Linked DNA regions of Homo sapiens: regions 1, 2, 4 and 5 are each linked to region 3. Evidence: chromatin contacts called from ENCODE Hi-C or POLR2A ChIA-PET data. All regions are on one chromosome and are shown on one strand. The core of a region is the stretch at or near the end of the contact, and the rest is flanking DNA. Distances in the headings are between cores, read along the strand shown. Region 1 holds the start of NLE1 (notchless homolog 1). Region 2 holds the start of SNHG30 (small nucleolar RNA host gene 30). Region 3 holds the start of SLFN11 (schlafen family member 11). Region 4 has its middle 21 kb from the start of SLC35G3. Region 5 overlaps UNC45B (unc-45 myosin chaperone B).

The links. Hi-C counts contacts between places; a loop is a spot of excess contacts on that map. ChIA-PET counts read pairs that join two places held with the same protein, here RNA polymerase II (POLR2A). Pooled maps may share reads with other maps.
Region 1: a map of endothelial cell of umbilical vein shows a loop between it and region 3 (7-fold over the local background). The contact joins the promoter of NLE1 here to the promoter of SLFN11 in region 3. A Hi-C loop is called at or near these places in 1 of 168 maps with a recorded cell type or tissue (endothelial cell of umbilical vein) and 7 of 50 pooled maps. POLR2A ChIA-PET finds 5 or more read pairs at or near these places in 2 of 52 experiments (AG04450 and HEK293T).
Region 2: a map of ascending aorta shows a loop between it and region 3 (11-fold over the local background). The contact joins the promoter of SNHG30 here to the promoter of SLFN11 in region 3. A Hi-C loop is called at or near these places in 1 of 168 maps with a recorded cell type or tissue (ascending aorta) and 14 of 50 pooled maps. POLR2A ChIA-PET finds 5 or more read pairs at or near these places in 12 of 52 experiments (AG04449, AG04450, CD4-positive, alpha-beta memory T cell and 8 more).
Region 4: a pooled map shows a loop between it and region 3 (5-fold over the local background). The contact joins the enhancer-like site here to the promoter of SLFN11 in region 3. A Hi-C loop is called at or near these places in 7 of 50 pooled maps. POLR2A ChIA-PET finds 5 or more read pairs at or near these places in 9 of 52 experiments (CD4-positive, alpha-beta T cell, CD4-positive, alpha-beta memory T cell, T-cell and 4 more).
Region 5: a map of naive thymus-derived CD4-positive, alpha-beta T cell shows a loop between it and region 3 (2.6-fold over the local background). The contact joins the enhancer-like site here to the promoter of SLFN11 in region 3. A Hi-C loop is called at or near these places in 4 of 168 maps with a recorded cell type or tissue (CD4-positive, alpha-beta T cell, CD8-positive, alpha-beta T cell and naive thymus-derived CD4-positive, alpha-beta T cell) and 9 of 50 pooled maps. POLR2A ChIA-PET finds 5 or more read pairs at or near these places in 6 of 52 experiments (AG04450, activated CD4-positive, alpha-beta T cell, activated CD8-positive, alpha-beta T cell and 3 more).

The regions. Positions count from the first base shown.
Region 1 is chr17:35,140,468-35,144,652 of GRCh38, reverse strand. NLE1 (notchless homolog 1) reads left to right here and starts at 2,350. Exons shown (of 13, transcript NM_018096.5): 1 at 2,350-2,395; 2 at 2,531-2,674. The coding sequence starts at 2,378. RefSeq lists an enhancer at 2,042-2,919.
Region 2 is chr17:35,566,164-35,570,336 of GRCh38, reverse strand. It overlaps SNHG30 (small nucleolar RNA host gene 30), which reads right to left and starts at 2,223. Exons shown (of 2, transcript NR_135479.1): 1 at 1,836-2,223. It also overlaps the pseudogene RPL39P32. RefSeq lists enhancers at 2,357-2,486, 2,187-2,869.
Region 3 is chr17:35,370,860-35,375,073 of GRCh38, reverse strand. It overlaps SLFN11 (schlafen family member 11), which reads left to right and starts at 1,453. Exons shown (of 7, transcript NM_001376007.1): 1 at 1,453-1,600. It overlaps LOC105371933 (a long non-coding RNA gene), which reads right to left and starts at 1,977. Exons shown (of 2, transcript NR_171638.1): 1 at 1,847-1,977; 2 at 219-1,162. RefSeq lists enhancers at 526-625, 1,296-1,345, 1,436-1,485.
Region 4 is chr17:35,213,265-35,217,280 of GRCh38, reverse strand. No RefSeq gene overlaps it. Among named protein-coding and RNA genes, the nearest start is that of SLC35G3, 21 kb to the right of the region's middle. Within about 2 kb of position 2,505, at least 3 of the 41 ENCODE cell types and tissues checked have a DNase peak (open chromatin) inside an H3K27ac peak, as active enhancers do; they include CD4-positive, alpha-beta T cell, where a contact is called at or near this core.
Region 5 is chr17:35,159,878-35,164,230 of GRCh38, reverse strand. It overlaps UNC45B (unc-45 myosin chaperone B), which reads right to left. Exons shown (of 20, transcript NM_001267052.2): 9 at 65-236. Among named protein-coding and RNA genes, the nearest start is that of UNC45B, 14 kb to the right of the region's middle. RefSeq lists a silencer at 3,459-3,629. Within about 2 kb of position 2,655, at least 3 of the 41 ENCODE cell types and tissues checked have a DNase peak (open chromatin) inside an H3K27ac peak, as active enhancers do; they include CD4-positive, alpha-beta T cell and CD8-positive, alpha-beta T cell, where a contact is called at or near this core.

The DNA.
Region 1 (4,185 bases), core at 1,101-3,600, 230 kb after region 3:
GGCGGGGAGAGACAGAGAGAGAGTACTCTGGAGTCTCCTCATTTCACAAGGGCACCAGTTCTATCTGATTAGTGTCCTACCCATACAAACTCACTTATTAACCCTTCCTATGTCCTTTCAGGGCCCATCTCCAGGCCAGGCATGGTGGCTTACACCTGTAATCCCAGCACTTTGGAAGGCCTAAGACAGGAAGATCATTTGAGGCCAAGAGTTCGAGACCAGCTTAGGCAACAGAGTGACAGCCTTGTCTCTACAAAAATTTTTAAAAGTTAGCCGAGTGTCAGGTATAGTGGCACACACCTGTTGTCCTAGCTACTCAGAACACTAAGGTAAGAAGAGCACTTGAGCCTGGGAGTTTGAAGCTGTGTGAGCTATGATCACACTACTACACTCTAGTCTGGGCAACAGAGTGAGACCCTGTCTCTAAAAAAAAAAAAAAAAAACAATAATAATAATATATGCTATCTCCAAATACAGCCACATTCAGAGCTAGGGCTTCAATATATAAATTAGGGCAGAGGCGTCCAATCTTTTGGCTTCTCTGGGCCACAGTGGAAAAAGAATTGCCTTGGGCTACACATAAAATACACTAATGATAGCTGATGAGCTGAAAAAAAAAATCGAAAGAAAATCTCATAATGTTTTAAGAAAGCTTACGAATTTGTGTTGGGCTGCATTCAAAGCCATCCTGGGCTGCATGCAGCCTGTGGCCCAGGGGTTGGACAAGCTTGAATTAGGGGAAGGGCACAATTCACTCCATAACAGTTCCAGACAGAAAAAACTGCATGGGCAAAATCACTGATGCAGGAAGAGCCATGCCTTGTAAGAACTCAGAAAAAGCCAGCAAGATTTAACCTAAAGAGAGGGGTGGCTGGACATAGCAAGGCTGAATTGACCATTATAAGGAGTGTTCTTTTTTTCCTGCATGTAAGGGAGCCGTCGCAGGGTTTGAGGGTGAAGAGCAGCAGGCCAGATTTTTGGTCTGAAAAGATAACCCTGGCTGCATCGTGGAGAATGGGTAGAAAGAGGCAGGAATGGAAATGGGGGGGCTCATCGGGAGGCTGTTGTAGCGGTCCAGGCAGGTGATGATGGTGACTCTGACCAGAGTGAGGCAGTGGAGATGGGGAGAGCAGATTCAAGCTGTGTTCATGAGGATGACTTGGCAGAGCTTGAGACTGCCTGAGCAGTGGAGGGAGAGAGAGGAGAGTTGGCAAGGGAGATCCTTCGTTTCAGGCAAAAGAGCTCAAGTTCATTGCTGTCTGCTTCAGTTCCTCAGTAATATGGGGAGAAAAGGGTTGTAAGAATTAAATGAGTTATGTGGGAAAGCACTTAGAACAATTCCTGACTTGTTGATGTCATTATCACTATTATTGCTTTACAGCATTGATGATTGTAGAAATGATTTGCTTTTGTACTCGAGTATTATTGAGTTGATCCATTTTATTTATTTATTTATTTATTTATTTATTTATTTATTTATTTATTTATTGAGACAGAGTCTTGCTCTGTCATCCAGGCTGGAGTGCAGTGGTGAGAGCTCGGCTCACTGCAACCTCTGCCTCCCAGGTTCAAGAGAATCTACCACCTCAGCCTCTCCAGTAGCTATGACCACAGGCGCATGCCACCACGGCTGGTTAATTTTTTTGTATTTTTAGTAGAGACCTGGTTTCACCATGTTGGCCAGGCTGGTCTCGAACTCCTGGACTCAAGTGATCTGCTCGCCTGGGCCTTCCAAAGCGCTGGGATTACAGGTGTCAGCCACCACGCCCAGCCTTGACTTGATCCATTTTTAAAAGGATACTAATTTCTAGGCTAGGCGTGGTGGCTCACACCTGTAATCCCAGCACTTTGGGACACTGAGGCTGGGGAGTGGGGGACTTGCTGCTTGAGTTCAGGAGTTTGAGACCAGCCTGGGCAACATAGTGAGACCTCGTCTCTACAAAAAATGAGAAAAAAATAACCGGGCAGGGTGTCATGTGCCTGTAGTCCAGGCTACTCTGAGGCTGAGGTGGGAGGATCGCTGTGCCAGAAAGTTCGAGACTGCAGTGAGCCGTGGTGGCACCACTGCCCTCCAGTCTGGGCGACGGAGTGAAACTCTGTCTCAAAATGAAATTAAATTAAAATGGGGCAAGAATCCCTGTTGTGAAGAGTCAAAAGTTTACTGTGTCCTCTAAGACCCTGGCGAAAAATAAATGTGAAGGCTGTTGAGGGGCGGGAGGAGCACCAGGTAAGCCCATTTCTAATCCCTGAGGCCGTGCGCAGCGGGACGCTTCTCCTCCCCAACAGCAGAGGGCGATGTGGCCGGCGGCGACCCCGCCCGACCACGGAGACGGCGCTCTGTCTGCCGGGCTCTTTCTCCTCCACGTGGGGACGCAGGATGGCGGCAGCAGTGCCGGTGGGTGTGCGTGGATGGGGGCGGGGGGCGTCGCCGCGGGGCGCTAGGGCCCGGGTCCCTGAGGCCTGAGAGAGGCGAAGTGGGGCCCTTCTGGGCGGGCGACCAGACTGACTCCCGCCCCACTTGCTCGCGCAGGACGAGGCGGTGGCGCGCGATGTGCAGCGGTTGCTAGTGCAGTTCCAGGATGAGGGCGGGCAGCTGCTGGGTTCCCCGTTCGACGTGCCCGTGGACATCACCCCGGACAGGCTGCAGCTCGTGTGCAACGCGCTACTGGCCCAGGTAAGTGGCTGGCCAGGGCGGCCTCGCATCTCCACCCCCGGGCGGATGCGGTGGGGGAATCATATTACCGAGGGTCTGCGGTTCATGGTCCCCCGCTAACGGACTGTGGTGACCCACCTGGCGTGAGCTCCCACCTATGTCAGAGATGGAATCAGTGGCATAGCGCTTTACACGCCAACCAAAGGGGTCCACCTGCGGAGAGGGGCCTAGCTTTGAACGCACCGGATGCTGTATTTCATTGATTCTTTGTCACAGTCCCCCAGTCTGGGACACGTTAATATCCCCATTTTACAGCGTGGCCCGGAGGGACTCAGTATTTTGCACGATGCTATGTAGTAGGTAGCAGATTTGGAATTGGAACCCAAAACTATCCGAATACCCATGCTTTTATTTATTTATTTATTTACCTTTTTTTTTTTTTTTTTTGAGACGGAGTCTCACTTTGTCGCCAGGCTGGCAAGCTGGAGTGTAGTGGCGTGATCTCTGCTCACTGCAATCTCTGCCTCCCAGGTTCAAGCGATTCTCCTGCCTCAGCCTCCCGAGTAGCTGGGACTACAGGCGCGCGCCACCACACCCAGCTAATTTTTGTATTTTTAGTGGGGACTGGGTTTCACCACGTTGGCCAGGATGGTCTCGATCTCTTGACCTCGTGATCCTCCCGCCTTGGCCTCCAAAGTGCTGGGGATTACTGGCGTGAGCCACCGCACCCGGCCTTTGCTTTTAACCTTTAAGCCAGTGTGTTTACTGAAGAGCTGCCCTGGGGACAGGGGAGGTCCTTAAAATTGCAGTTCCTGGACCCCATCCCAGCCTTACTAAACCAAACTCTGGGATGAAGCAGAAAGTCTACATTTTTTAACAGGCGTTTTGGGAGCTTTTTACACAAATATAGTGTAGTGTGGTAGTTTGGGAAACACTGCATAATGCTATATGCTAATCCTATCTTGGACGTAAAGAACCTGAATTAATCATTGGCAATAGGACATTGAACTAATTACTTAGTTGTTCTGAGCCTCTGCTTTTGAAAACTGTCAGTGGGAATATTAGTATCTACTTCCCACGGTTGTTATGAGATGCAGATAAAGAATTTCAGGCCGGGTGCAGTGGCTTATGCCTGTAATCCCAGTACTTTGGGAGGCTGAGGTGGGCAGATCACTAGAGGTCAGGAGTTCGAGACCAGCTTAGCCAATATGGCGAAAACAGTCTCTACTGAAAATACAAAAATTAGCCAGGCGTGGTGGCAGGCGCCTGTAGTCCCAGCTCCTCGGGAGGCTGAAGCAGGAGAATTGCTTGAACCCAGGAGGCAGAGGTTGCAGTGAGCTGAGATCTCACCACTGCACTCCAGCCTGAGTAACAGAACGAGACTCCATCTCAAAAAAAAAAGAAAAAAGAATTTCCAAGTGCTGTGTAAGTGTCCTGCAACTGCTGTTCAGTGACTTAAAAGGTCTTGCTAGGCTGGGCACAGTGGCTCACGCCTGTAATCCCAGCACTTTGGGAGGCCGAGGCAGGTGGAT
Region 2 (4,173 bases), core at 974-3,473, 190 kb before region 3:
GATGTTTCAAAACAGACCAATATTTATCCTTAAATACACCATAAATAACCCAAACATGTCTTTTGTTTGTTTGTTTGTTTGAGATAGAGTCTCGCTCTGTCGCCCAGGCTGCAGTGCAGTGGTGCAATCTCAGCTCACTGCAAACTCAGCCTCCTGGGTTCAAGCGATTCTCCTGCCTCAGCTTCCCAAGTAGGTGGGATTACAGGCATGAGCCACCATGCCCAACTAATTTTTGTATTTTTAGTAGAGACAGGGTTTCGCCATGTTGGCCAGACTGGTCTTAAACTCCTGACCTCAAGTGATCCACCTGCCTTGGCCTCCCAGGTGCTGGGATTATAGGTGTGAGCCACCGTGCCGGGCCCCCAAACATATCTTACAGTCTAATCAACCCAGATTATTCCTTAGTCCTCATATTGGCTCTATTTGACCTTATGCCCTCCATCTAGAAAGTCTTTCCCCCTGTGTAGAAATCCTTCCTGTACTTCAAAATCCTATCCCTGCAGTTTGCAACCCTTCAAAATGCCATCTTTTGCATGAAGCCTTTTTTCATCAATCCAACAGGAAGTATCTGTCCTCCTTCTGAATTATGAAAGCACCTTAATACCTGTTTTGTGGTACCTATTTCACTTTGTATTTTAAGATCCAGACAGCCAGACTACCATGTAATTCAAGATCTTTACAAGTTGAACTCCCTATCTGCTTCATCATCAGCTGGGCAAACCTCCCATGTGCTCCAGCCACATGCGGCAGGTACATTTTCCTAGTTCCTGGAGTGCTTTCTCCACCCCTTTCGATGGGGAGAAAACCTGAGTATACTTTTTTTTTTTTTTTTAAAGATTTTTAACATTATTTGGATTCTTAGTTTGTGGGAAAAGAGTAAGATAGACACATCTAGATTGTTATATAGCTCAGGCTTTTTAAGGGGGATATTTAAACATACAGTATATAACTTTAAAATGCCCAGGTGTGGGGAGATTTGCCTTATCACTCAAAAAAAGGGTCAAGAGTAATCATTCCAAGTTTAGGTTGAAGTGGGTAAGATTACAGCCAGAGATTAAAAGCTCACACATCCATAAGCAAGGTCCCAGTCAGGCATCTGGAAGGGCAAAGGGATGGCTCTGTGCTGGCTGAGTAAAAGGCGCTTTCATGGAGGGATAAATACCCACCCTAAGTATACTTTTTAAACTTTACTCAAGGCCGGGAGCGGTGGCTTTGGCCTGTAATCCCAGCACTTTGGGAGGCCGAGGCGGGTGGATCACGAGGTCAGGAGTTCAAGACCAGCCTGGCCAACATGGTGAAACCCCATCTCTACTAAAAACGCAAAAATTAGCCGGGCGTGGTGGTGTGCGCCTGTAATCCCAGCTACTTGGGAGGCTGAGGCTGAGAACTGCTTGAACCCGGGAGGCGGCGGTTGCAGTGAGCCGAGATAGCGCCACTGGACTCCAACCTGGGAGGCAGAGCGAGACTCCCGTCTCAAAAAAAAAAAAAAAACAAAACAAAAATAAACTTTACTCAAATATCACTTTCTGTTAAATGTCCTTAATTCCTTCAATCATCCCCCTCTTCTAACTCTCACAGCACTTTCTTCCACTACGGCACGCATCACACGCCAACTACTCACCAGTTCACGTTTTCCGCCCTCTCTCCCACTTGCCCAATCACAGAGTTCCTAAAGAACCAGGACTATGTTCTACTAGTCTTTGTAGCCACTGCACTCGGAATGGTGCCTAGTACATAGGAATGAGCGTTTAATTCATTGAATGAGCGACTCTTCCTACTAAACCCTAAGCTCCTAGATTATAAAAGCATCAACACAAGTTATAAATCCGACTTACCTCCAACATTTCACGTAGGTAAAGACCATACCTCAAGCACCTCCAAGCCCTCATTTCCCCAGCCTCTACCTCATGGCCCTCTGCACAGCCATCTGCGCACAACCAGTGCTTACACACAGGAGGCCCTCAAAATAATACTAATAATCTAAGGTCCAAATCCCACGAACTCCCGGGAAGACTGAGAGTGAGGCTGGAGCCAAGGCTTGAACCAAACACCCAGGAAGGAATCTGCAGCCCGCTTTTCTAAGTCGTAAAACTCCTACGACCTGGACTCTCTCAGGAAGCCTGCTCCGGCCTGAGGAGGATGGAGGTAGCCAAGCTCTCCAGATTTCTGTCCCGGGCCAAAGGTGCTTCCAGCTTCCCTCTCCTTTGCTTCTCCGCCCGGCTCAGGTCTTACAGCCTAGCGCGGCTCTCGCCGAACAACCAATCCCACGGCGGCCATCGGGTCACGTGGGCGCCCCTGAGGCGGGGCTGGTGGGAGGAGCAGCCAATCGAAGGCCGAGGCCAACGTCAGGGGTGGAGCAAAAGGGATGGCGGACGCATCTTTTCCGTCACTTCTTTGCGTCGCGGTCTCTATCCTGAGAGACCAGTCGCTTTCCAAGTTCTGAGCAATTCTCCCCCGCCCCCTCCACAATTCCTCGCCGTCGGCCGTCGGGGTGACTGTTAGGCAGAGTGGTTTTGCCTGTACCCTGTTTCATAACTGGGAATGAGCATTTGAGGCAGGATTATAGTGTGTGTGCCCTGGGATTGCGGGAAGAAATGGTTTTGGGTTTTTTTTTTTTTTTTTTTTGTGACAGGGTCTCACTCAAGTCGCCCAGGCTGGAGTGCAGTGGCGCGATCTCGGCTCACTGCCACTTCCGCCTCCCAGGCTCAGGCTATTCTCCTGCTTCGGCCTTCTGAGCAGCTTGGATTACAGGCAGGCGTCACCACGCCCGGCTGATTTTATTTATTTATTTATTTATTTATTTATTTATTTATTTATTTTCCTGAGATGGAGTTTCGCTCTGTCGCCCAGGCTGCAGTGTAGTGGCGCGATCTCGGCTCACTGCAACCTCCGCCTCCCAGGTTCAAGCGGTTCTCGTGCCTCAGCCTCCCGAGTAGCTGTATTACAGACACCCATCATCATGCCGGGCTAATTTTTGTACTTTTGTAGAGACGGGGTTTCAACGTGTTGGCCAGGCTGGTCTTGAACTCCTGACCTCAGGTGATCCTACCGCCTCGGCCTCCCACAGTGCTGGGATTACAGGCGTGAGCCACCGTGCCCGGCCTCAACTGTGTTTAGATTGGTGGGGGGCAGAGAGCGAAAGGAGGGAAAGCTATTGCAATGGTCCAGGTGAGAGCTAATAGGAGCTTAAATTAGATTGGCAGTGGAAATAGAGGAGTGGCATATGAAAGGCGAATGAGGATTGTGATGAATGTTAGACAGGAATGGGTAAAAGGACATGAAGAAGTAAAATGGAGAGTCTTCTGTACCAGACCCACTCAAGGCCTCTTTCGTTCGTTAAGGATTGGAGAGATTAGACAGTGAAGACAATGTGCCTTTGCGCGTGCTATTTCCTCTACCTGGTTTATCTTTCTCCCATCCATCTCCCTTTCTCTCAACCTGTTGCTTGCTTGCTTTCTTTTTTTTTTTTGAAATGAAAGGTCTCACATATTTATTACTGAACTCAGCCAACCAAAGCGTTCATAACAGATTCAGAGAGAAAAAATATGTCCCCAATAAAACATGTCCAACTCTCCAGATAGTGGTGACATTTTCAGGTTGATATGATAATGTGATTGTGACCTTCAGACATCATAAATACGTGTGCCATCTCATGTGCAATTCCTTATAGACCCAGCTTGGTTCTTCTCCAATGTCTCCTTTTGGAGTTGTACCTGATTTTATTACCAATTTTTATCTGAATCCACTGGGGAATGGGACGATTTTGCTTTTGTTTCTTGGCCAGGAATTGCTTAATCCTAAACGTCTTGTGAGAAGACATGGCAAGAAGCAGAGTCAAGCACATACCACGATGGCGGAGAAAGGAAGAGAGGGGGAAACCTGTTGCTTTCTTACTTACAGGTTCCAGCTCACAAATCATCTCATCTAGGAAATCTTTTCTGATGCTCACTCATAGTTATTGTCACTCCTCAGAACACCTAGAGAACACTGCTCATACATTGCAAACTCTTTAGAGTGGTACTAGAGCGTAGTGGTCATGTATGTGGACTATTTTGGCAAGTAACTTGAATTCTTTGTTCTTCAGTATCACTATTTGTAAAAAGGAGGCTAATAATAGCATCTACCTAATAGAACTGTTACAAGATCAATGACAACAATGCCTAATACATAGAG
Region 3 (4,214 bases), core at 204-2,703:
GCTGGTGACAAATTCCCTCAGATTTTCAGATTTCCTTTTTTTTTTTTTTTGTCTGAAGTCATTACTTTGCCTCCATTTAGGTAGGCCTTTTTTGTGGTTGTTATAGGATTCTAGGTTGACAATCTTTTAGCACGTTATAGATGCATGGTTCTGGATTTGGTACAGGTTTGCACAGACTCTCTGTAAACATGTTAAAGAAAAATGGAGAAGCTGCAACATGAGAATACGAAGATTTACTGAAATGAAAAGGTGGTCATTGAAAGAAAGTGGGTTATGAAACAGCATGAACATTATGACCTCATTTTAACAAACGTGCGTAACATACACATAAGTGTAATATGTATGTACATGTATCCATACACACATTGTATATGTATAATGAAATCCGTTTTATTTTCTTACTTTCGCTTTCACTGGAGCCTGTATTAATCAGTGCGGCATTAACCGCTGCTCCCACCCTCGGGCCACTCCGCATCAGTGAGAAGTGGGCCTCCGACAGAGCCGCCCGGGCCTAGGGTTCCGCAAGGCTGGCAGCACGGAGCCCGGCCAAGGGCGAGCGCTCCGCCAAGGATGGGGAGTTGGCCAAAGACAGGAGGATTACAAAATCCAAACACTCGGACAGAATCCTGGCGGGTGCTAAAGACTGCAGCGGGGCAGAAAAGCAGAACGCTGGCAGGTTTTTTTCATATCACTAGCAGCGTGACGGTTACCGGGGTTGACCAAGCACAGCGCACCGGCCGCCGTTAAATCCCACTCTGGCTCGGGGTCTGCGGAGCCTGCCTCAGCCGCAGGCTCCATAAACCCAGCCAGGAACCAAGCGCGGCCCAATCTGCACATCTGCCGCATTTTGGCAAGGGGTCCGGGGTCTGGAACAGAAGCGGAGGCCCAAATTCTTGCCTCGGTCTCCAAGACCCACTTTCTGGGGCGATGGAGAGAGAAGCCCAGCTTGGGATCTGGGCAAGTCGAGCGGGTTGGAAGGGGAAAGCTCTGGCGAGAGCTCAGCTGGACTCTCCGAGGGGTATCTGGAAGGTGGGACCGCAGGCACCGGGAGAGAAGAGGGTGCGAGGAAGGAAACGGCCACCCCGTTGGGAGCGCAGGAGCCGACAGCTGCTTGGGCCTGGGAAGTTCTTCTCTTTCTTCATAATCTTTATTCTTTGTTTTGCTGTAATCCAGATAGATGAATAGATAGATGATAGGGAGGGAGAGATGGATGGAGGGAGCGAGGAGACGGAGGAAGGGTGGGAAGAAGGGGGAGGAAAAAATCCCCAAATTCCCGGAAACTAAGAACTACGTGGCAACAGTCAGAAGGGTGGGAGCTTCTAGGCAATTTAACGCGGCAGAGTTCGCGGGCTTAGCAGACCCGCCCATTGGCTCTTGCATCTCCTGCGTGGGATGTGCGTGGGATGGCGCCAACCCGCTAGTATATAAGGACTCGACCTGGGCGCCTCCAGGGAAACGCTAAGGGGGCTTCGGAAGCGCTGGAGCTTGAGAGGTCAGAGAGGGTCCTTGCCCCCAGCCTGGGACTCCGGAGTTGCGTTTCTACCCGTGCTTCAGGGTCTAGCCCAGCCGAATCCGCGTCGGGCTGTAACTCGAGTGCCAGGTTCGAGAAGGGAGCAGCACCCTTCCCACCCCACCCCAGCCAGGGTGTGGGGTGTGGGGAGGGGCTGGAGGGGTGCGGAGGGGCTGGGGGTGGAGTGGAGTGGGGGTATCTGTGCTTTTCTCCCCTGTCCGGGGGCCCAGCTAGTTTGCTCAGCAGGTTCCCTAAAAAGCGGACTATGGAGGACTGGCGGGCGGGGCGGGGGTGGGTAATGGGGGTAGAAGGCATTAGGGGCGGGGCGGGCCTGACCTGTGCACCTGCTCCCGCTGGAAGTTGGAAGAGCCCCTGGCCAGCCAGCCGCGGTTTCTGCGGGGCGCGGAGCAGGAACCGAAGCCTAGAAGGCCACTGAGTGCACCTTGGTGGCTCCCAGGGCTGCAGATCTCAGGTTTCAGAGTTATTGGTATTTTAAACTTGAGAAACTAGTTCTACAGCTGTCTATGTGACCGACCAACCACTCTAAACTATTTTCCTTAATATAGAAACTAAAAGGCAGAATTAGAATTGCCATTGCCCTGCGGGGAGATTTATAATCTAGAGGGGGGAGAAATGAGAAAAATGTCTCCCTCTGGACAAGATCTGTAGAATACACGTGCTACCCCAGAAGGACAAAGAGCTCTAAGTTTTAGTTTTCCAAGAGGGCACATCTGTCGCAGCCCATTTCCCTTTCTTTTCTTTTTTTTTAAATTAATTTTTAATTTCTGTGGGTACATAGTAGATGTATATGTTTATGGGTTACATGAGATATTTTAAGACAGGCATGTAATGTTTAATAATCACATCACGGTAAATGGGGGTATCCATCGCCTCAAGCATTTATCCTTTGTGTTACCAACAATCCAATTATGCTCATTAGTTTTTATTTTATTTTATTTTATTTTTGTAGGTACATAGTGGATGTGTATATTTATGGGGTACATGAGATGTTTTGATACAGACATGCAATGTGAAATAAGCACACCATGGAGAATGGGGTATTCATCCCCTCAAGCATTTACCCTTTGAGTTGCAAACAATCCAGTTACATTCTTTAAGTTATTTAAAAACGTACAATTGTTATCATTGACTATAATAACTGTTGTGTTATCAAATAGTAGGTCTTATTCATTCTAATTTTTTTGTACCCATTAACTCTCCCCACCTCACCCCTTCCCTCCTACCACCCTTCCTCAGGTAGTCATCCTTCTGCTCTTAGAATACAATTGTTTTGATTTTTAGATGCCACAAATAAGTGAGAACATGTGATGTTTGTCTTTCTCTGCCTGGCTTATTTCATTTAACGTAATGATTTCAAGTTCCATTCGTGTTGTTGCAAGTGATTGGATCTCATTCTTTTCTATGGCTGAATAGTACTCCATTGTGTATATGCACATCATTTTCTTTATCCATTCATCTGCTGATGGACGCTTAGAGTGCTTCCAAATCTTAGCTATTTTAAACAGTGCTGCAGGAAACATAGGAGTGCAGATGTCTCTTGGATATACTGATTTCCTTTCTTTTGGGTCAATACTTAGGAGTAGAATTGCTGAATTGTGTGGTAGCTTTATTTTTAGTTTTCTGAGGAACTTCCAAACTGTTCTCCATAATAGTTGTACTAATTTACATTCCCACCAACACTGTTTGAGGGTTCCCTTTTCTTCACATCCTTGCCAGCGTTTGTTATTGCCCGTCTTTTGGATAAAAGCCATTTTAACTTGGATGAGATGGTATCTCATTGTAGTTTGGATTTGCATTTTTCTGATGATCAGTGATGTTGAGCACCTTTTCACATGCCTATTTGCCATTTGTCTTCTTTTGAGAAATGACTATTCAAATCTTTTGCCCATTTTTCAATAGGATTATTAGATTTTTTTCCCTATAGAGTTGTTGGAGCTCCTGATATGTTCTGGTTATTACTCCCTTGTTGGATGGTTAATTTGCAAATATTTCCTCCCATTTTGTGGGTTGTCTTTTCACTTTGTTGATTGCGTTCTTTGCTGTGCAGAAGCTTTTTAACTTGATGTGATCCCATTTGTCCATTTTTGCTTTAGTTGCCTGTGCTTGTGGGGTATTGCTCAATGAATTTTTGCTCAGATCAATGTCCTGGAGATCTTACCCAATGTTTACTTGTAGTAGTTTCACAGTGTGAAGTCTTAGATTTGAGTCTTTAACCCATTTTCGTTTGATTTTTATATGTGACAAGAGTTAGGAGTCTAGTTTCATTGTTCTGCGGATAGATATCCAGTTTTCCCAGTGCCATTTATTGAAGAGAATGTCTTTTCCCTAGTGTATGTTCTTGGCATCTTTGTGAAAAATGAGTTCACTTTAGGTGTGTGTATTTGTGTCTGGGTTCTCTATTCTGTTCCATTGGTCTATGTGTCTGTTTTTAATGTCAGTATCATGCTATTTTGGTTCCTGTAGCTCTGTAGTATAATTTGAGGTCAGGTAATGTGATTCCTCCAGTTTTGTTCTTTTTGCTTCCGATAACTTTGGCTATTATAGGTCTTTTGTGGTTCTATATAAATTTTAGGATTGTTTTTTCTATTTCTGTGAAGAATGTCATTGATATTTTAATAGAGATTGCAGTGAATCTGTAGATTGCTTTGGGAAGTATGGATATTTTAACAATATTGATTCTTCC
Region 4 (4,016 bases), core at 1,256-3,755, 160 kb after region 3:
CTATTCAGTAACGGGTTTCAGATTACAGAAGACAAGCGAGCAGAGGATTATATCCTTGGTGCAATGCTCTATGCCCTGAGTGCTTTTATTCCCTGGTCTCTAGACTCTGTTTTAGTTGAGTATGACAAAAATTACCCAATTTGTATAATCAACTTTCACTGTGCCTTTGCTGCATACCTTTACTGCATACCCAGAGATTCATCATTAAAGAATAGTTCCTTTGGGTCTTGGACACATTATTTGTTCAGCATGATTCTCCCTTCTCTAAATCTCATTATTGCTTTGCTGTGGTTCTCTTATGGAACTTAGCATGTTCTTTTGCTATACTTATGTATATATATCTTATACCCCTACCCTGCCCTTCTCCATCTCCACTATCCCCAACCCTCATGCTAGATTAGGGTCCCACTATAAAGTGTTCTTATAGATTTCTGTGCTTTTTATTAATAGCAGTTATAAAAACTCTAATTAAGTAATTATGTAATTTTTGTGGGTGTCTCCACTACTAAATAAAAAACTTCATGAGGTCAGGGATCCTGTATATATTGTATAACACTGTATCCCCATCATTACCACATTATCTGGCACATAACAGGTGCTCAGTGAACTGTAAGGTTCATGAAAAGAGCAACTTTGTATTCCCTGAAGAACCCACCATAGAGCCCTGTATATCATAATTGTTTGGCAAATAATTATTAACTTAATGGCAATAATCTTAGGAGATATTAAACAACCATTTTCTCATTCACTCATTAATTCATTCAACAGCAATTTATTGACTAGCCACTGTATGCCAAGCATGATTCTGTCCTCAAAGATCTAACAATATCCAGAAAACACACTGCTTCAAGATGAAGTTCTCTTTCCTTGGTTTAAATTGAGTTATTTTTCGGACCAACAGGTTCCCAAGGTCATGTTTATGCCTTTATGAAAGTTTTTAGGTAAGAAAGAGACATGGTCCAGTCTACACTTTTAGATGGTGTATTATTAACTCAGAATAGAGGAAGGATGTGGGGAGGGAAGACTAAAGGCAGAGAGACCATTAGAGGATCGTTGCAGCCAAGCAGTTGAGAGATGGTCTGGACTAGAGCAGTGGCAGTGGGGAAGGAGAGGCTTGGGTAAATTTGGGAGAGATTTAGGAAATAAAATGAACAGTACACTGTGATCAACTGGATTTGGTAGACGAGGAACATGGAGACTTAAATAATATAAGTCTAGAGTTCAAGAAACAGGCCTACGATGGAGATACAAATCCAGGCACGATCAGCTTGGAGCAACAGGATGGAAGAGATCACCCAGAGATACTGTAGAAGACTCTGAAAACATCCCATTCAGAACAAAGGCTGAGGAATGCCCCCATCAAGGAAGAGGTAAATTAAATGTACATTGCAAAGTAGCCTGCAAAGAAGACTGAGTGAATGGCTAGAATGGTAAGAGTAAAAGAAAATCAAGCACCTGTGAGACATAAAAGTGGTATCAAAGAAGTCCAGAGACGCCGGACACAGTGGTACATACCTGTATTCCCGGCTACCTCGGAGGCTGAGGCAGGAGGATGGCTTAAGCCTAGGCGTTTGGAACTGTACTATTTTTATAACTTTTCTACAAGTCTAAATTGCTTCAAAATGAAAAGGTTTTAAAAACTCAGAGCTCCTTACAATTTTCAAGTTTGTTTTATTTTCTCCCATTGGTTAACATACACTGTCAATCTTGACATTTTGGGAAATCTGGAAAAAAATCTTTAGAAATAGGGGCAGGGAAGGACATAGATTTATTTATTGTCCAAAGACTGTTAGCATTGTGACATGTTTCATCTGGACTTTTTTTCCCCTAGAATTTTTTTTGGCAGAGTGGTAATTAAATAATAGTGGACTTTTTTTATACTTATTTTTACTGAATCTTTTTTTACATTTATTTTTACATTTATTATAGTAGTAATAGGAGACTTTTAAGATGTCACACCAAAGACATCTCTGTTCCCTTTTTTGCAATACCCCAAATGAAAAATAAGAAATGAGACACCTAAACCTCAGCCCTCATTATGTGGGAAGAAGAGCTAAGGCTGCCTCATGCAGTGGAGGTCGAGGACACCAGGAGGGAAAACCTGCCACTACAGATGTTGGGCACAGTCAGCAGAACACGGGGTTGTCTGTATTGGGTGGTTTGTAGACCCTGGGCAGAAAATTCAATGACTACTTGTTTGGAACAACCAGACTGAAGGGCAGAGGGGGCTTGGAGTTTCCTTACCCTTGTGTTAATCGCAGGATTGGCAAAGGACACATCATCTTTGAAATCAGAAAAACATCTGTGAGTGACAAGCAGCCCTGACTAATATCTAGTCTGTGAAAAGAGGAAATCCGTACCAATCATCAAAACAGTTATAAAACCCTGTACCCTATGCAACTTTTCTGTGAATCAGGGAGGCTTTGGCACCCCCAAGCCCTGCCCTGACCCTGTTCCCATGCTATATCCTGCAAGCAGCTCCATCAAGGAAACAAGGATCCACCCTGGGAAAAGAGCCCTCTGGATACATGTGACAGGGAGTCCAGGATGACAGCTGAGGGTGGGCCCAGAGAGCCCCCAGTCAGGATCCAAGGGCAGAAGGCTCGGGGGACCTTCTCCTGAGGATACAAAGTTGATGGTAGACTTCATGTACTTGATTAACCAAAAAAAAAAAGTTATGAAACAAAGAAAAAGTAAGATGATATGAATCCTGAGGAAAGCAGAAAGTTGTATGAGAAATGAAATGCACCCATAGTACATCACCTAGCACAACTGTGACTAGAGAGGCTCATAACAAGGTGAACATCGAATATTGTTCTAACCGAAAACAGTGATAAAATCATCTTGGCAGGATGTGGGGAGAGCAAAATAGGGAGGGAGTATAATTGAGCTAAATCTTCCGGAAATAGATAATATCTAGTTAAACCTCAAAATGGCACCATTTAGAGCTAAGTACCAAAAGAAACATCAAAGTGATGGCCCCTAGGAACAAGATGGGGGCAGGAGCAGGAGACTGCTGGTGTTATACTAAGCCCTGTCAAACTATTTCACTTCCAATATTATGTGCATGTACCACTTGATTTTTAAAACTTATAAAAATCTGAGAACTATCTGGAAAGTAGTGGACAATGTATCTCTTCTTACACAGCTTTTTTCCCCCATATAATTGGAGGAAAAACCCCCCGCAGATTATCTGATAGAATCAGCATTTCATAGACCCATATTCATGCCACTCCTGTGGATCTGAAACACAAGATCTATAGTCCACATAATAATAATCCTATCCTGACCTTTTCTTTGCATCTTCTAAGTTTTGAACTCTGGGGTCTGGCACTTGCTCTCTCCAAAATAACTAGTGAAACTTCAGTGCTTAGCTCTGAAAATTACATATCTGGTGGGGAAAACAACCAACTCAGCAAGATAAGTAGATAATGTCTCTCCGACCCTTTATAGCTGCAGAAAAGTAGGTATGATTTCGCTTCTTGAAATTGTCTTTCCAAATGTTATGTCTAGCAAAGGAAAACTGTATAAAACATCTAGACTTCAGAGAATATTATTGTGTCCTATGAAAGTAATCACTAACTGCTACCAAGTCTGTCATCCTGAAGGCTTGTTTAACTCTAAGTTGTGCTGTTCTGATGACATTGAAATGAATGCTTTTTCCTGGAAGGGATATACGCGTAAGAATTTATTTTGTCGAGCCAGAAGAGAGAGGAAGAGCTCTTTCCTGTTTTCCCACATGCACAGAGATTATAAAACCTATGCTTCTGTTCAATTGTTAAGAGTTTAGGAGTTTGTGATCCATTGAAATGAAGATTTCTTACCTGGACACTGCTTCCTTGTCTTGGAGCTGACCATCCCCTCTGGCCTGGCAGCAGGAATTTTCACCCCATCCCTAGATATTATGAGAAATCAGACCCTTGGCCCACCCAACACTCACCAACTAACTGCCACCTGCTAGTAGCCCCAGCCCCACCAAGTAGCTGTTGTTCCTCTGTTCTTTCCTACAGCCTCTA
Region 5 (4,353 bases), core at 1,406-3,905, 210 kb after region 3:
TTTGTTACACAGCCATAGATAACCAAGACAGAGCCTGACCCTGTGAGGCCTCCAGGAAACTTACGTGATATATTCCTCACAGATCTTGCGGAAGTGATCGCGCTCCGGGTCACAGCGCAGGTCATCATAGAGCTTGTTGATGAGGATAGAGGCCAGCATGCGGGTGTTGTCAGTCAGGGGCAGGCAGGATGGCAGATCTGGAACCTGCCCCACAACCTTCAGGATCTTCCTCAGACCTGCAGGGTAGACAGTGGCAAGCCTAAGATTCCTGCTGGGCTCCATCCTCACACACACCCCTCACTCAGTGACTTGTTATCATCAGCTTCTCTCCAGCCCTGTCTGTAGAAAACATGTGGTTCATCCAGAATGAAAGGGCCTAGAATGGGGTCAAAGGACCCAGGTTATACACCTGACACTGCCCCCAGCTTGACCAATTCACCTCCCTCTAGGGGCCTCTATTTTCATGTGTACAAAATCAGGACTAGTCGATCTCAGAGGACTCTACCAGTGCTGACATTCCATGGGCTGATGTATAGTCTTCTCCAAATACTATTTCATATTCCCTTCCTCAAGCCTCAGCTTCTTCATTTGTAAAATGGGAATAATACTACCTACCTCATAAAGTTTGAGGGCTCAATGAGATAATGTATGGAAACTCTACTATCAATCCAGACACACTACTATGACTCAATAAATGTTTATTATTGAGTGTGTATTTATTAAGTATTTATTTAGTAAATGCCATATTTACATTTATGATGATGATGATGATGTCTTCTCATCTCTTCTGTTGAAAAATCTTCAATGGCTTCCTATTACCGTTGGGCAAATTCAACAGTCATGTCTTTGTTAAATAAATGAGCACCTTTGGGGTACTGGCTACCAAAATAACAGATACAACCCTGACCTCCAAAAGCTCACAATACAATAGGGAAAACTGACATATGAAGATTGCAATGAGATGTGATAAGTATAGAAGGGTAACACTGAAGATGAGGTGATTCACTTCAACAAAATAAGATCTGCAATTTATTCTGAGCACTTACTACGTGCCAAGAGCTTTATACACATTCACTTCATCTAATCCTAACAATAACCCTGCTGGTTAGGAATCATTATTTCCATCTTTCAGAGGAGAAAAACAAGACTTAGAGAAGTCAAGTAAGTTGCCCAGGACAAGTCAAGTAAGTTGCCCAGTGACATAGCAAGGACACGCTCCCAATCCCGTCTGATTTCAAAGCCTGTGATGTTAGCTGTTATACTATGTTGCCTCTGGGGCAACAGAGAGATGGATTTCGGAGCCAGGTTTTAGAGGTGGCTTGGAGCTGGTCAGACCTTGTGTAGTACAGGGAAGTGGGAGAAAGAACATTCCAGGTAAAAGCTGGGAGGCATGAAACTCTAGATGTTAGGAGGGAATTAAAAGTGCCTGGAACCAGCCTGGCCAACATGGCAAAACCCCGCCTCTACTAAAAATACAAAAAAATTAGCTGGGCATGGTGGCGGGCACCTGTAATCCCAGCTGCTTGGGAGACTGAGGCAGGAGAACTCAGGAGGTACAGGTTTCAGTGAGCCAAGATCACGCCATTGCACTCCAGCCAGGGCTACAAGGGCAAAACTCTGTCTCAAAAAAAAAAAGTGCCTGGAAGTGGCTTGGTGGCTCATGCCTGTAATTCCAGCACTTTGGTTAGGCCGAGGTGGGAGGACCACTTGAGCCCAGGAGTTTGAGACCAGCCCGGGCAACAGACCCATCTTCCCATATGAAAGAAAAAGAAAAAGAAAGCGCCTGGCAGTAAATTTTGTGCTATGTACATTTTACCACTTAAAGGAAAACTTCTGTTTCCTCCCTAAACTACTCCTACTCTCAGAGCTTACTTCTGACACTGGATGGGTGTCCTACAATTCAACGCTGACACTAACCACTTGGGGTTAGCACAGACTCCACAGGTTAAGGGCTCAATCCCACAAGACTACCCTCCTTCGGATGCCAGCCTCAAGTCCAAGTTGCCACCTGTGCTTCTGACTGGCCAACTATAAATCAGAGATTCCCATGACCCTCTCCCTCAGGTTTGATAATTTGCTAGAATGGCTCACAGAACTCAGAAAACCAGTTTAGTTACTAGATTACCAATTTATTATTTAAACAACAACAACAACAAAAACAGAAACTCAGGAACAGCCAGATGGAAGAGATGCAGAGGGCAAGGTATTGGCAAGGGGCGTGGCACTTCCATGCCCTCTCCAGGTAGCCATCCCTCCAGCACCTCCATGTGTTCACCAAATTGGGAGCACTTTAAGCCCCTTTGGCTAGGGATTTTTTTTAAATAGAGGCTTCATTATGTAGGCACGGTTGATTAAATCATTAGTTATTAGTGATGAATCCCACCTCCAGCCCCTCTCCCCTTCCTGGAGGTAAGGGGTGGGGGGCCGAAAGTTCCAATCCTGTAATTGCATGGTTGTTTCCCCTGGCAACCAGCCCCCATTCTGACATTCTGAGGTTATCTAGGGGATCCCAGCCACCAGTTATTACATGAGCATACAAAAAGATACTTATCACTTCAGAGGTTAGCTGTGTGCCAGGAAACAGCAGCAGAGACCAAATATGTGTATTTCTTATTATGCAACAAGCATGCATTTAAAAAGTGCTCAGTAGGGCTGGGGAGTAACAGGAAGTGCCTGATGAGCCAACACAGACTCCCCAGCCTGGGTCCTAAAAGCATCCCTCAAATGCCCCTCTCCAATCTCATCTCCCGGTCTCCCCTTCCATTCTTGCCCATGCCTTGAGCATCTCATTTCTCTTCTGTTCAAACACTCTAGACCTTCCTCCTGTCTATCTTTGCCCCTTCTCTCACCCAAAAGCTCACTTCGGGTTTGACATCCTGACAGCTCCCTTACCGTGCCTCCCAGCCCAGTTTGCACAACACATAACACCTCAACATTGCAGCTTTGTATTCGAATATCTGAATTTTTAAATCCACATTATTTTTACCCAAGTGCTGTCCATGTTGGTGCCCTTTACAAAAAGAACAGAATAAAAAATACTGCTCTCTACCTGTCCCATCCCATAACACGTGGATGAGCCTAGATCCTGGTGCTGAGAGAGAAGATCTGTTGTTAACGCTCACGTTTCATGACATATGTGGAGAAGACCAGAATGAGGCAGGGAGGAAGTGGGGTTTGGGCATTTAGCAGTAGGGTAATGTGTTAAAGTCTAAGCACTTGCACATGCACTTTGCTGAGGTCTATAAAAACCAAACAAGGGAAGTGCAATATCAAAAGACATTCTTTAAGCTGGGAAGAGCTGATCTGAATCTTTTAGAACAAGGTATAGTCTGTGTGTCATAAAACCTACGGAAGAATTTACCATAGCAGATCATGAAACCACAGGTATGATTCCTTAACAATCAAAGAAGTTGATTGAGGAGAGGGGTAACACCTCGGAGCTGACAAATTGAGTGACTGTCTGCTAGAACACATGAAAGGAAAATAAAATCTTGGCCCGGTGCCATGGCTCGCGCCTGTAATTCCAGCACTTTGGGAGGCCGAGGTGGGAGGATCACTTGAATCCAGGAGTTTGAGACCAGCCTGGGCAACATAGTGAAACCACATCTCTACAAAAGAAAAACATTAGCCCGGCATGATGGTTCGTGCCTGTGGTCCCAGCTACTCGGGAGGCTGAGGGGTAGGAAGATCACTGTAGCCCAGGAGTTTGAGGTTGCAGTGACTATGATCACGCCACTGCACTCTGGCATGAGCAGCAGAGTGAGACTCTGTCTCTAAAAAGAAATAAATAGATAGATACACAAAAATGAAATCTTGGGACCCCCAACTCCCTAAACCAAAGGAAAAAAATTAAGCTGAAAGCTGAATCATGGCAAGAAACTGCCTTTCCTTTTATTCCTAAGCAGATAGCTACAGATAAAAGGTTAAATATCTCCAAAGGTTTAATAAATTACTCTAGGGCTTAAATATGTCCATTCTATGTTCACCTTATCTTATGTAAAGTGATCATTTACTGAGCAGGAGACAAATATGTAATTGACTATTTGACTATTCCCCTACCTCCTCCTTTCTCTTCCAACATGTGCATTCATGTAATGTGACCACACCCTCCCTCTTTCCCCTCCAGGCTGTCTTTCCCCTTGAAATATTGAAGCCCTTAAAATCATCTTTGGAGAAAGGCTCAGACCACAGACTGTTTCTGTGATTCTGTGTTTCCTCTCTGCGGGGCATGTCCGTAATCTTGGCAAAATAAACTTCTAAATTGATTGAGACCTGTCTCAGATACTTTTGGGTTTACAAACATTCTCACTGTGCTTTATATAAACTATACTTGATGCAATTTCCTCCCTTTTG